Linked DNA regions of Homo sapiens: region 1 is linked to region 2. A link is an interaction called in ENCODE POLR2A ChIA-PET data of the cell type or tissue named here. Cell type or tissue: endothelial cell of umbilical vein. All regions are shown on one strand. Each heading gives the region's core, and the rest is flanking DNA. Links, peaks and the distances in the headings are about the cores only. Region 1 has its middle 14 kb from the start of LDLRAD2. Region 2 overlaps HSPG2 (heparan sulfate proteoglycan 2).

What was found. ChIA-PET counts read pairs that join two places held together with the same protein. Peaks named below come from ENCODE experiments on the same cell type or tissue, not always from the same donor. Only the 100,000 strongest peaks of a DNase experiment are listed, where the experiment ranks them.
Region 1: POLR2A ChIA-PET joins it to region 2 with 6 read pairs; 3 of 35 experiments call an interaction of 5 or more read pairs at or near these places.

The regions. Positions count from the first base shown.
Region 1 is chr1:21,795,088-21,801,290 of GRCh38, forward strand. No RefSeq gene overlaps it. Among named protein-coding and RNA genes, the nearest start is that of LDLRAD2, 14 kb to the right of the region's middle. In endothelial cell of umbilical vein, for the core only: no CTCF peak of the experiment used is centred there; no DNase peak of the experiment used is centred there.
Region 2 is chr1:21,891,526-21,899,023 of GRCh38, forward strand. HSPG2 (heparan sulfate proteoglycan 2) reads right to left here. Exons shown (of 97, transcript NM_005529.7): 2 at 4,650-4,785; 3 at 4,397-4,441. Among named protein-coding and RNA genes, the nearest start is that of HSPG2, 42 kb to the right of the region's middle. In endothelial cell of umbilical vein, for the core only: no CTCF peak of the experiment used is centred there; DNase peaks (open chromatin) are centred at 5,926, 6,406, 6,986 and 7,456; H3K27ac peaks cover 3,427 bases.

The sequences.
Region 1 (6,203 bases), core at 2,204-6,203, 98 kb before region 2:
CGTCCCATCCATTCGGCCCACTGGACCATACCTGGCTTGTGCTTGGGTTTGTGCACAGGACTAACCCCAGCCCAACTGTGTTATAGCTCGTACCTGTGTTTGGTGGTTTTCAAGCTCTTGTCCCACATCCAAGAAGAATGAGGATACACTGATAAGCGAAGGATGAGGAGGGAGGAGAATAATTTTACTGAGTGATGAAACAGCTCTCAGTGGAGAGGGGACAAGAGGGTGGTCAACCACCAGGAGTGGGGTGGTTTCTCCCCGAGCATGGCTGAGTCCAGGGCTTTTATGGGCTCAGAATAGGGGAGTGCATGCTGATTGGTTTGTGAGTATGTAAAAAAAGGTTAAAACAAAGGCATCGGTCAGTCAGGTGTGATGGCTTACACCTGTAATCTCAGCACTTTGGGAGGCCGAGGTGGGCAGATCACAAATTCAGGAGTTTGAGACCAGCCTGACCAACATGGTGAAACCCTGTCTCTACTAAAGATACAAAAATTAGCCAGGCATGGTGGCACGCCCCTGTAATCCCAGCTACTCGGGAGTCTGAGGCAGGAGAATAGCTTGAACCCAGGAGGTGGAGGGTGCAGTGAGCCAAGATCACGCCACTGCACTCCAGCCTGGGTGACAGATCGAGACTCTGTCTGGAAAAAAAAAAAAAAAAAAAAGACCCCAGTCAAAAGTGGGCATTACAGGGTAAAAAACAAATTAGGGAAGGGTAGGTATATGTGAAATAGGTGAAGGGTACGGATCAATCAGAGGAAACCATGCCAAACAGTAAGACAGGTTCTCAATCCAGTCTGTGGATGTGACTTATAGCTTGACTTTCAGCCTTTAAACTGTCTTTGACTTGGAGTTGGGGTTTCAATGGGAACCCACCCCTATCTGCCTAGGCTTTCATCTGCCTCCTGCCTCTATCACTCTCAACCTTCTTTGGTGCTTCCTCCTATACTGGTTTTCCAAATGCTGGAGTTTTTCTAGCCTTTGTCCTGGGCCCTCTTTTATATCAGTCAATTTTTATTTTATATATGTATTTATTTATGTTTGAGATGGAGTCTTACTCTGTCATCCAGGATGGATTGCAATGGTGCAATCTCGGCTCACTGCAACCTCCACCTCCCAGGTTCAAGTGATCCTCCTGCCTCAGCCTCTCGAGTAGCTGGGATTGCAGGTGCCCACCACCATGCCCAGCTAATTTTGTATTTTTAGTAGAGACGGGGTTTTACCATGTTGGCCAGGCTGGTCTGGAACTCCTGACCTCAGGTGATCCACCTGCCTCGGCCTCCCAAAGTGCTGGGATTATAGGCGTGAGCCACCGCACCTGGCTTATATCAGTCCATTTTTTAAAAGAGGCCAGGTGTGGTGGCTCACACCTGTAATCCCAGCACTTTGGGAGGCCGAGGCGGGCGGATCACCTGAAGTCAGGAGTTCGAGACCAGCCTGGCCAACATGGTAAAACCCCGTCTCTACTAAAAATACAAAATTAGCCGGACATGGTGGTGCATGCCTGTAATCCCAGCTACTCAGGAGGCTGAGGCAGGAGAATCGCTTGAACCCAGGACGTGGAGGTTGCAGGGAGCCGAGATTGTACCATTGCCCTCCAGCCTGAGCAACAAGAGCGAAACTCCGTCTCAAAAAATAAATAAATAAATATATAATTAAATAAAGTATGCGATAGTGTCTCGATGTGTCTAATCACTGAGATCATATCAAGAATCTCATAGGCCGGGCGCGGTGGTTCATACCTGCAGCCTTAGCACTTTAGGAGACTGAGGTGGGCACATCGCTTGAGCCCTAGAGTTTGCGACCAACCTGGGCAACATGCCGAAACCTCATCTCTACAACATAAAAAATAAAAAAAATTAGCAGGGTGCGATGGTGTGTGCCTGTAGTCTCAGCCACTCAGGAGGGACACAAGGTCTGTGTCTGGTACTCTAATGGATTGTTACTGATCGATTGAGCCCAGGAGGTCGAGGCTGCAGTGAGCTGTGATGGGACCACTACACTCCAGCCTGGGTAACAGAGTGAGACCCTGTCTCAAAAAAACCCAAAACGTAGTCCTATAAATACCCATGGCACATAATCTTGCCACCCCAGGAAGAGATATAACTCCCTCCAGTGCATCTTTTTTATAATTGTCCATGTACCTGTTCAGGTCACTGTGCTCAGTGTCTATGACCATTTGTGATATCCTCTCTCAAGTCTGTCTCTTTTCTCTTCTTCCTTTCTTTTTTTCTTTTATTGAGATGGAGTCTCACTCTGTCGCCCAGACTGGAATGCAGTGGCATGATCTCTGCTCACTGCAACTTCCACCTCCTGGGTTCAAGAGATTCTCCTGCCTCAGCCTCCTGAGTGGTTGGGACTACAGGCACGTGCCACCAAGCCCAGCTAATTTTTGTATTTTTAGTAGAGACAGGGTTTCATCATGTTGGTCAGGCTGGTCTCAAACTCCTGGCCTCAAGTGATCCGCCTGCCTCGGCCTCCCAAAGTGCTGGGATTACAGGCCTGAGCCACTGCACCTGGCCTATTTTCCCTTCTTCCTAATGGTCTTCACATTCTTTGATGATGATGATGTTATAAGTCTTCTCCGTCTTTTAGTTCACTTGTTTTCCTCTAGGAAGGCATTATAATTCCTGTTGGATCTACTCTTAGTAGATGCCTCTGAGATGAAGTTCTACGTATAGGCTGAGGTCCACAGGGTACATGTCTGATTCTCTGTTGTTACTGACATCTCTCTGATAAGGTCAATATCCCCATTTAGGATCCCTGGATTGAGTTACATTGACCTCAGCCAGGCCATCTGAAGCGTCATCTGGCTTTCTTTCCTTTTCTTTTGAGACAGGGTCTCACACTGTTGCCCAGGCTGTAGTGCAGTGGTGCAATCATGGCTCACAGTAGTCTCAACCTCCTGGGCTCAAGGGATCCTCTGGCCTCAGCCTCCTGAGTAGCTGGGACTACAGATGTGCACGATCACACCTGGGTAATTTTTGGTTTTGGTTTTGGTTTTTTTTTTTTTTGAGACAGAGTCTCACTCTGTCCCACAGGCTGGAGTGCAGTGGTGTGATCTCACCTCACTGCACCCTCCACTTCTGGGTTCATGCCATTCTCCTGCCTCAGCCTCCCGAGTACCTGGGACTACAGGTGCCCACCACCACACCCGTCTAATTTTTTTTTTATTTTTAGTAGAGACGGGGTTTCACTGTGTTAGCCAGGATGGTCTTGAACTCCTGACCTCGTGATCCACCTGCCTCAGCCTCCCAAAGTGCTGGGATTACAGGTGTGAGCCACCACACCCGGCCCTATTTTCGTATTATTTATAGAGACAGAGTTTCTCCATGTTGCTCAGGCTGGTCTTGAACTCCTGAAATCAAGTGATCCACCTGCCTTGGCCGCCCAAAGTGTTAGGATTACAGGTGTGAGCCACTGCGCCCGACCCACTTTCTTTCCTTTCATGTGAAACTGGACCATTGCTCTCTTTTTTTTTGTTTTGAGATGGAGTCTCACTCTGTTGCCCAGGCTGGAGTGCAGTGGCACCATCTCAGCTCACTGCAACCTCTGCCTCCCAGGTTCAAAGGATTCTCATGCCTCAGCCTCCCAAGTAGCTGAGAATACAGGCACGTGCCACCATGCCTGGCTAATTTTTGTATTTTTAGTAGAGACGAGGTTTTGCCATGTTGGCCAGGCTGGTTTCAAACTCCTGACCTCAAGTGGTCCACCTGCCTCCTCCTCCCAAAGTGTTGGGATTACAGGCGTGAGCCACTGCGCCTGGCCAATTGAACATTTTTGATGTTATACTTCTGGTTAATTTATCTACTTCCTTTTTCTTTTCTTTTCTTCTTCTTTTTTTTTTTTTTTTTGAAAAGGAGTTTCACTCTCGTTGCCCAGGCTGGAGTGCAATGGTGTGATCTTGGCTCACTGCAACCTCTGCCTCCTGGCTTTAAGCAATTCTCCTGACTCAGACCCCCAAGTAGCTGGGATTACAGGCGCCTGCCACCACGCCTGGCTAATTTTTGCATTTTTAGTAGAGATGGGGTTTCACTATGTTGGTCAGGCTGGTCTCGAACTCCTGACCTCAGGTGATCCACCCACCTTGGTCTTCCAAACTGCTGGGATTACAGGCATGAGCCACCGAGCCCTGCCAATTTATCTACCTTCTAATTTTATTTTGCTTCAGAAAGTTTTACTTTTCTGGGTCTGAAACATGGTCTCTTGAATGTGAGACTGTGTAATTGGATGTATATACTCCCCTACCGGTTTTCTCCATACTGAATGTTTGTTAGACAATTATTTTCCACTTTGAGCACCAAATTATCAGGCCCTTAGCTACCACCCATGGATCAGACTGGGATGTTCCTTCTGTAAGTTATGACTTATCGGCAATTGCATTGTTTTTTTTTTTAATATATTTTTTTGAGACGGAGTCTCCCTCTGTTGCTCAGGCTGGAGTGCAGTGGCATGATCTCGGCTCATTGCAACCTCTGCCTCCCAGGCTCAGGCGATTTTCCTGCCTTGGCCTCCTGAGTAGCTGGGATTACAGGTGCCCGCCACTACACCCATCTAATTTTTGTATTTTTAGTAGAGAAGTGGTTTCACCTTGTTGGCCAGGCGGGTCTTGAACTCCTGACCTCAGGTGATCTGCCCACCTCTGCCTCCCAAAGTGCTGGGATTACACGTGTGAGCCACCGTGACCAGCCTCATTGATTGTAATTCATTATACTGGGATGACTTTTCTGGCCCTCCACCTGCCAGGGTGTCACCTGTGATGAATTTAGGGCTGCTGCTGCTTTCTGCTTGATTCCTGTGGTATGAGTGAGGCATTCACATCCACGAACCACGCACATCACCTGTGCCCCAGTGCCAGCTCAGACAGGAGGAAGCTGCTGTCTCTAGGGGTGGTGGTCAAGGTGTTTCCTATTCTCTCTGCTCACAGAGCAAGTCTAGCAACAGCTAAGACACTACCTCCTCATGCACTTTTTTTTTTTTTTTTTTTTTGAGACAGGGTCTGCTGGCTCTGTCCCCCAGGTGTAAGTGCAATGGCGCAATCTCGGCTCACTGCAACCTCTGCCTCCCAGGCTCAAGCAATCCTCCCACCTCAGCCTCTTGAGTAGCTAGGACTACAGGTGCATGCCACCACACCTGGCTAATTTTTTTCTTTTTTCTTTTTTCAGACGGAGTCTCGCTCTGTTGCCCAGACTGGAGTGCAGTGGTGTGATCTCGGCTCCCTACCAGCTCCGCCTCCCAGGTTCACGCCATTCTCCTGCCTCAGCCTCCTGAATAGCTGGGACTACAGGCGTCTGCCACCACGCCCGGCTAATTTTTTGTATTTTTAGTAGAGATAGGGTTTCACCGTGTTAGCCAGGATGGTCTCGATCTCCTGACCTCGTGATCTGCCCACTTCGGCCTCCCAAAGTGCTAGAATTACAAGCGTGAGCCACTGCGCCTGGACTAATTTTTTTCTTTTTTTGTAGAGATGAGTTTTCACCACGTTGCCCAGGCTAGTCTCAAACTCCTGAGTTCAAGCAATCCACCCACCTCAGTATCTCAAAGTGCTGGGATTACAGAACTGAGCCATCGCACCTGGCCTCTCATGCACCTTTGATGTATCATTGGGACCCTGCATTGTCCTTTCCATTATGTTCCATTTCCATTCTAGGTGGGTAATACTTGGGCTACTCCCTTTGTCTGATCAGAACTGAGTCTAGCTCATGTTAGGATGAGTAGCTTTGTTCTTATTTTGGGGCTACCAATAGTTCCTCTGCATCCTGTAATGCAAGGATGTCACCAGTGCCCTTTTTCTCTGTGGGGCTAGTTTTATTTATTTATTTATTTATTTATTTCTGCTCTTATTGCCCAGGCTGGAGTGCAATGGTGTGGTCTTGGCTCACTGCAACCTCCACCTCCCCGGTTCAAGTGATTCTCCTGCCTCAGCCTCCTAAGTAGCTTGGATTACAGGCAACTGCCACCATGCCCAGCTAATTTTTGTATCTTTAATAGAGACGGCGTTTCACCATGTTGGCCAGGCCGTTGTCGAACTCTTGACCTCAAGTGATCCGCCTGCCTCGCCCTCCCAAAATGCTGGGATTACAGGTGTGAGCCACCACACATGGCCAGGGGCTAGTTTTCTGTATCAGAAATTTCTGTGTCCAGTAGACTGACAAAGAAATGATCCCATGCCTAACCTTCAAAATCTGACTCAGAGTGACCAA
Region 2 (7,498 bases), core at 3,499-7,498:
GCCGCGTGCCTGGTACACAGCGGGTTCCTTGAAAGTGATGGCTGAATAAATTCATCTCAGACTGGTGTGAACATACACATGCATCTGTTGTTTCTTTTTTTTTTAGGCAGGGTCTTGCTCTGTCACCCACGCTGGAGTGCGGTAGCAAAATCACAGCTCACTGCAGCCTCAAACTCTAAGGCTCAAGCTATCCTCCCACTGCAGCCTCCTGAGTAGCTGGGATTACAGGTGCATGCCACCATGCCCAGCTAATGTTTTGACTTTTGATAGAGATGGGGTCTTGCTATGTTGCCCAGGCTGGTCTCAAACTCCTGGGCTCAAGCAATCCTCTCACTTTGGCCTCCCAAAGTACATCTATCGTTTCTTAAGCACCGACTATATATGAGACATTTTATGCTCATTACGTTTCACAATATTTGTGAATTCATGTATGTGATAGATATGAATGAATAAGAGTGACAAATGAGTCATATACAAGCCAAGCATCCCTAATCCAAAAATCTGAAATCCGGTGTGTAGGTGGCAGAGCAGGGAGTGGCACTGTCTGTGCTACTGCCAGGCCCATCCTCCTCCCGCTTTACTCTGTCCATCAGGCCCGCAGGTGCACAGGACATTCTTGCTCTGTGGCTCAGGTGAAGAAAGCCCTGGCGCTGCCTGCCCTGAACCGCTGGGCTAGGCTCCTGGGTGCCGGGTGGGCGGGGCTCTGTGGGCTGGAGTGTGGGGGCCATGGCTCAGCCACAGAGGCCCCTTGTGAGCCAGCACAGAGGCCCATTGAGAGTCCCCCCACCCAAGCCCCTGGCCTCAGCCCCACGGCCCAGCGCGGGCGAGGAGGCCGGGCCTCTGCCCAGGAATGTGCCCGCTCCTGGGGAAGGGGACTGGAGCTCCACAAAGCCCCTTTCTACTAGGGCCTGGGAAGGGCACAGGCCCTTCAGCCTGACCCCACCCCGCTTCGTTCTTCGAGACCAAGGGCAGGTCTGGGTGAACACCTCCCATCTCCCACCCTGCAGCTGGTGCCTGAGCACTGGGGCAGAAGGTGAGGCCACCTCTATTTCAAGAACCAGCCCCCGGGCTGGGTGCAGTGGCTCACGCCTGTAATCCCAGCACTTTGGGAGGCCGAGGCCGGCAGATCACTTGAGGTCAGGAGTTCAAGACCAGGCTGGCCAACATGGTGAAAATACAAAAATTAACCAGGCGTGGTAGTGCATGCCTGTAATCCCAGCTACTCGGGAGGCTGAGGCAGGAGGATTGCTTGAATCAGGGAGGCAGAGGTTGCAGTGAGCCGAGATTGTGCCACTGTACTGCCTTCCAGCCTGGGTGACAGAGTGAGACTCCATCTCAAAAAAAAAAAAAAAAAAGAAAAGAAAAGGAAAAAAGAACCAGCCTCCAGAGCCAAGGACACTGGTGCAGCCAGCAGGGGCGAGGCTGCCTTGGAATAGGGGTGCTCTCTGGCCAGTCCTCTCCCTCCTCTCACCCTATCTGGTGAGTTCCCTTGGAGCCAGAGGCCGGGAGAGGGAGACAGCTGCCCTGCACTCAGGGTAGAAGTGGGGGCTGCACACCTGACTAGCCCTGGCCCCGGAGCAGGCTACTCACCAACTCCTGATTCCCATCCCTGCTCAACAGAACTCTCTGCAACACACCCAGGCCCCCGAACTCCAGCCCTGGGTCCCTGTGGGTCCCTCGGGTGGGCCCAGGATTGGCCTGTGCTGGGGTGGACACAAGTGGCCTCTGGAATGCAGGGCCTGGTCCCTGCAGGGCTGCTGCACCCATCTCTGCCCGTCAACACCCCATGGGGAAGAACGCCCGCCAGGGTTCCAGCCCACTGTGTTTAGATCTGTGGGCCCAGGGTGGGCCTGGCTGTGTCCTGGGCAGGGGCAGTGGCTGGCCTAGCCCCTGGACTCTGCAGGGAGGTGCCTCTGAGCCTCTTGTGTGACTCGCAGCAAAGTGCAGGTTGGGGAGGAAGAGAACAGGGAGAAAGGAGAGAAAAGGAAGAGTGGGGAGAGAGGATGGGGAGGGAGGCAGAGGGAGAGCAGCGCTCCCACCTGGCCAGGGCCTGGGTCACTTACTGAGAGGGGACTCCTCATCAGGCTCCGAGACCATCATGCCAGCCACGGGCGGGCGGCCCAGGGGCTGCCCTGAGCCTGCAGAGTAGAGACAGAGAAGGAGGCAAGAAGGGACATTGACAGCGAGGGAGACGAGATGGAGAGAAGCAGAGAGAGAGGCAGAGACATTGCAAGAGAGAGGGAGACACAAAGAGACAGAAAGACAGAGACAGAGATAAAGAAAGTGGGGCGGGGGAGAATGAGAGAGAAAAGGTAAGACAAAGGTGAAGAAAAAGGCAGAGGGAAAAAGAAAAAAAAAAAAGAACAGGCAGAGGGGAGAGAGGGAAAGACAGAGGGCGACAGAAGCAGAGATGGTGAGCCAGAGAGAGGGAGAAGAACAGGATGAGGCAGAGGGAGGAGGCGCAGAGACAGACACTCAAGGAGTGGGGAAGAGGGCCCAGGGCAGGGAGGACAGGGGACACACACAGACATGCCGACAAGGGTCAGAGCAGGACACACGGGCATGGGGGAAGACAGAAAGAGACAGGTCAGAACATGGAAAGAAACTGGGGGAGGAGACGTGGGAAGGGGTCCTAGGGAGGGGAGGCTATCAGGGACGGGTCTTGACACACAGGGGGCTGGAGCTGAGCCAGGGAGCCACAGCCATGCCCAGGGGGAGGAGGGGAAGAGCCATCTCAGGGGCTGGAGTCCAGGGTCTGGGACTGGGCCAGAGGCTAGGCATGGCCCCATGACAGGCAGGATGGCTCTGGCTCATGGGCGCAGTGGGGGCACTGCCCTTGGTCAAGTCTGAGTGGGCACCCTGGGACCCCAGGATCAGGGAGGCACACCTGCTGCCTCCCTGACTGGCATTCAGCCCAGCTGCCTGGACCTGCCCCAAGGGCAGCTGGCAGGAGCCAGGGTTTGGCCTGGAGGGTCTGAGGCCCCACCTGTTCCCACTTGCGAGGAAAGGCACCTACCCTGGTCTTGGGCCCCCTACAGCTGCTGTGCCCTGTTCCCCACCTCTTCCCCCTCTGGCCTCGTCTGCCCTCACAGCTGCTTCTCAGGAAGGGCAGGTGGGCTGGCCAGGACTGCCCAGCTGGGGCAGAGCTGCTGCAGTGGGCAGCCCCCGGGGAGGGGCTGGAGATGGTTCATGAATGGACAGGGTGATCTCAGAGGCAAGCCTGGCTTGGCCAGAGGCAGCTCCAGGGACACATTAGCATAGGCCATTCCAGGACGGGACGTGCCATGTGTGCCTGGGGCCCACCTGACACTCCCTCTCCCAAGCCCCACCCAGCTCCCAGGCATCCTGCAGCCTCGTGGAGACCTACACATGGAAATGGAAAACCTTCAGGCAGAGCCCCAAGTCCAGGCTCTGGGAGGTCACAGTCAGGACCAGGTTACCCAGTGACCTACCCTCCTGTCTACACTGACCCAGTTAGGATGCTACCCACTGGCATTTGAAGGCCCCGGATATGTCAGCTAAAGGGAGGTGACTCCACCCCTGAAGTAGGCCCAGGCCAGATTTGGCCAAGGCCTGCCTAGGGTGAAGGCAGCCCTGGATGCCACGGGATGGCCCAGTAGTTGGTCTGACCTGAGCACCTGCTCCATCCTTGGCCCTGGTCACAGATTGTCCCAGGAGCTGCCTCCCAGAGAGGGCAGTAGGAACCATAAAGAGCCACAGGGCCTTGTCCTGGGGTAGGTCCTTCTCCACCCAGTATCCCAGAGTGGAAGGAAGCAGGGACTATAAGTCCCCATCCCAGTGCTGGGCCAGTCTGACCAGGGTGGGGGCTGACTCTCCTCCCTCCAAGAGCCTAGCCTTGCCTCCCTAAGCTAGGAACCCTTGCTTCCCAGCCGATGACCCACCTTAAGGCAAGGTTCTCTCCCAAGCCTAGCGTCAGGCTCGATCTGTGCTCTGCATGCCCTGCTGCCTGCCTGAATGCCCGATTCCACAGAGCCCCTCTGTTCCACTTGTCTTTGCCTGGGATCCCCAGCTCTGTGCCCCCAGGAGGGCTCTGGGGAAGGACTCAACAGCTGAGCTGCCCTGGGAGGTGAGAACTTTGCTTTGAATGTGAAACAGCTGACTGGCTGTCAGTCCCCAGCAGAACTGGGCTTTACCTGCCCAGTGCCCTGATACCTGTGCCTGTGGCATGGGCAAGCACAGGACCTGGCCACACCAGCCTTGCAGGGACCTGCCAATCAGTCTGCACAACTGTCACTCAGCAGGTTAAGAGATCACACCCACTTCTTCTTGCTTTGTACCCCAGGGCAGGCCCAAGGAGCCCTCAGCCCAGGAGACTGGCTCTGGGGCTTCCCTGGGGGACAGGAGGGAGACCTGCAGGAGGCCTGCAGCAACTTACCCATCTGGAAGTCCCCGCTGCCCAGGTCCCCACTGCCCAGGTCGTCTATAAGCAAAAAAGAGATGTAATCAGCAACAACAAGTATTTGTTGAGTACCTACTGGGTGTCAGGCACTGTTCTGGGCACCTAGTATACAGTGGGACAGGGTTGAGAAAGCTCGGAATGGTCGGTCACCCTCCTCCCCCATGCCAGTGGGAAGAAGCACAGTCTCACCCCCCACCCCTCTGCTCCCAGCCTTGGATCCTTGGCTCACCTCCTGAGATGCTGTCAGCCAGCATGTCCTCATCATCAGAAAGGTACGAATGTGTCCAGCGCATTTGGCTTGCTGTGACGGTCTCTATGTCCTCAGGCAGAGACAAGCCATCGTATGCCCTCAGCCCATGGGTCACCTGTAAGCAAACGAGAGCTGATTGAGTCACTCTCTCCAGCTCCCACTGAGCCCCACGGTCCTTCCCCTCACTTCCAGGGGGACCCAGAATCCCACCTTCAGGCCCCTTAGTGGTTAAATTTGACTTAGTATGGCTCAGTGAGCCAGGCTGGGGCTGAACCCTTTTGATTCAGTTTCCCCAAGTCCCATTAGCCCCTGGAGGCTTCAGAGCCCAACCCTGCTATTTCCGAATGAATCCTCAAATAAAGCAGACAATAAAATGTAAATCACTTTGGTAAGTAAAGACTCCTTTTCCTTTGGAGAAGGCAAGGGACACCCAGGACATGAGTGAGTGGATGGGGGGATGCGGGCGGGTAAAGGGGTGGCCTCGGGCAGCGCAGATGGGGGGCACAGGCAGGTGGAAGGCTGGCCAGGGTCAGCATGGGTGGGGACACAGGCAGAAGTCAAGGGCGAGCTGCTCAAAGCCGTTGCCTCCCCAGGCAGCTCCTCCCCAGGCCATTTGGCTCCTCTTCCTGCCTCACTCTGGCCTGCCCGTCTCCAGGCTGCAGGGAACACATTCCACTGTGTTGGAGAATTAGCTTTGGCACATGCAGCCACACTGACAGGCTCATCCCTGGGCCCAGCAGCGCGGAGGCAGAGCTCAGTATCTGGGCTGAATGGGGACAGGCGTGGTGTCAACTCCACGTGACCTCAGGCTGCTGCCGAGCCCAGGATAAGCTCCACCTTGGGGCCTGCAAACTATGTGGGCCGGAGCAGAAGGGCCCCAGCAGCCATAACACCTGCCTTCTCAGGTGTGGGTCCGGGCAATGAGTGCCTCTTCCCCCTAGACAAGATCCGGATGATTCCAAAGCAGTTTTACCAAATAACTTAGAGGAAAACAAACCCAGGGGAGCCCAAGGGAACCCCGTGGCCCTCAAGTGTGCAGATTCACGATGGCTGGACCCCAGATTCCACAAGCACAAGTATGCACAGACTGGCAATGGCCTGGCATGAGGGCCTCAGGCCCTGCCCTGGCCTTAAGCCAGAAGGAAATGGTCTCGCTTTTGAAAACCAAACCCACAAGGGCTAGACAAGGTAGTGAGGTCCAAGCCAGAGCAAAGGCCAAGGAGGAGAAAAAAACAAAGAGCCAGCCAGGCCCCCTTCCCTCCCCACCCCTACTGCTCCCACAGTCCATATCTCTCACGCCGGGCCCTCTGCTGGAATGCCCTTCCTCTCTTTGTTTCTCAGGCGAACTCCAATGCATCCTCCAAAATCAACTTAAATACCACCTCCTCCACCTACTCAGGAATAAGGAGGATCAAACCACTGATTGATAGGTGTGGATCTGAAAGAAGCCAGACACACAAGACTACAAACTATACGATTCCATTTATATGAACCCTTAGGGGTGAAAGTCTAATCCATAGTGACAGAAAGATCAGTAGTCACTTGGGACCAAGGGCAGGCTGGGGGTGACTGGGAAGGGGGCACAAGAGACACTTCTGGGGTGATGGTTCCCTGGGCATACATATCTCATTACTGACTGTACCCTGAAAATGGGTATATTTTGTTGTGTGTATTTATGCCTAAATAAGGATGACTAGAAAGAAACTCTCTTTGTCCCGACTCCTTGCTGTTCACAGTGACCTCAACCCCAGTCTGGTTCTGGGCTCACAAGGTTATTGTCTGTACCTCCGTTGGAATGGAAGCACCTTGAAGGCAAGGGCTGTGATGAATTCATCTCCACCTTTTCTGCACCCTGTGCTCAATAAATACTTGAATGAATGAATAAATGAACGGACAAAAACGGAATTCATCACCTATGAATTCCAGTCACTCTGTGAAGATGACTTGCTTTGGGGAGGCACTACCTACCTCTGTGCAATCTATAAGCATCTCCTGTCCTAGGCTGTGAGCTCCCTGGATGGGGGAGTGGCTGGGTGCCATTTGTTCATCTTTGTGTTTGCGGTGCTCTCAGACCTTGGGGAAGGTCTGAGTTGTCCACATCTTATTCCTGCTTTGGCCTAAAGCCCTTACCCCCAACAATCCAGCGGCAAATGTTGCCTCCTGTTCCTTCTCCTCTCCCTGCCCTCTCCCTGTCCTCCTGAGTGCTGGCCTGTGGACTTCTAGGCTGTGCCCGTGGGATGCGCATTCAGGAGTGTGCTTTAGAACGTCCAGGAGCTGGTGAGAAATGCAGATTCCTGGGCTCCTTCTCAGAGACAGTGAGTCAGGTTTTTCCATCCCAGGAGGGTGGTCTTAGTTGTGCATGTCCAGGGGATTCCCACAGTCCCTGGTTAGAACCGTAAGACCAGCCCCTACCAGGCGCTCTGCCTCCTTCCCTGGGTGGGGTAAAGGGCAGTGTTCCCACTGGCTGGAGCAGGCCTGACTGACCCAACGTGGGTATGAGGCTGGGGCTGGTGCAGGGGCACTGACTCTGGTTAGAGGAGATTTGAGGGGTCCCCTCAACCTGGTGGGGGGCTCTGTCAATGCCAATCCCCCTCTCATTGCAACCAAGGTTATGGAGGGCATGCCTGGAGCACTGCGACTCCCAGCATCTCCTAGACACTGCCGTCTGGAAAGGAAAACCTAGCGGTGAATGATGAGCAAGGTCCAGAGCTTTTCCCAGGGAGCAGGGAGCTGGTCAGCGGGTGGCGGCGGGGGTGGCCTTGGGACCAGACAGGAAATAGCAAAGTGAGATTCAACATGGAAAGAAAGCCAGGAACACACATCTGCAG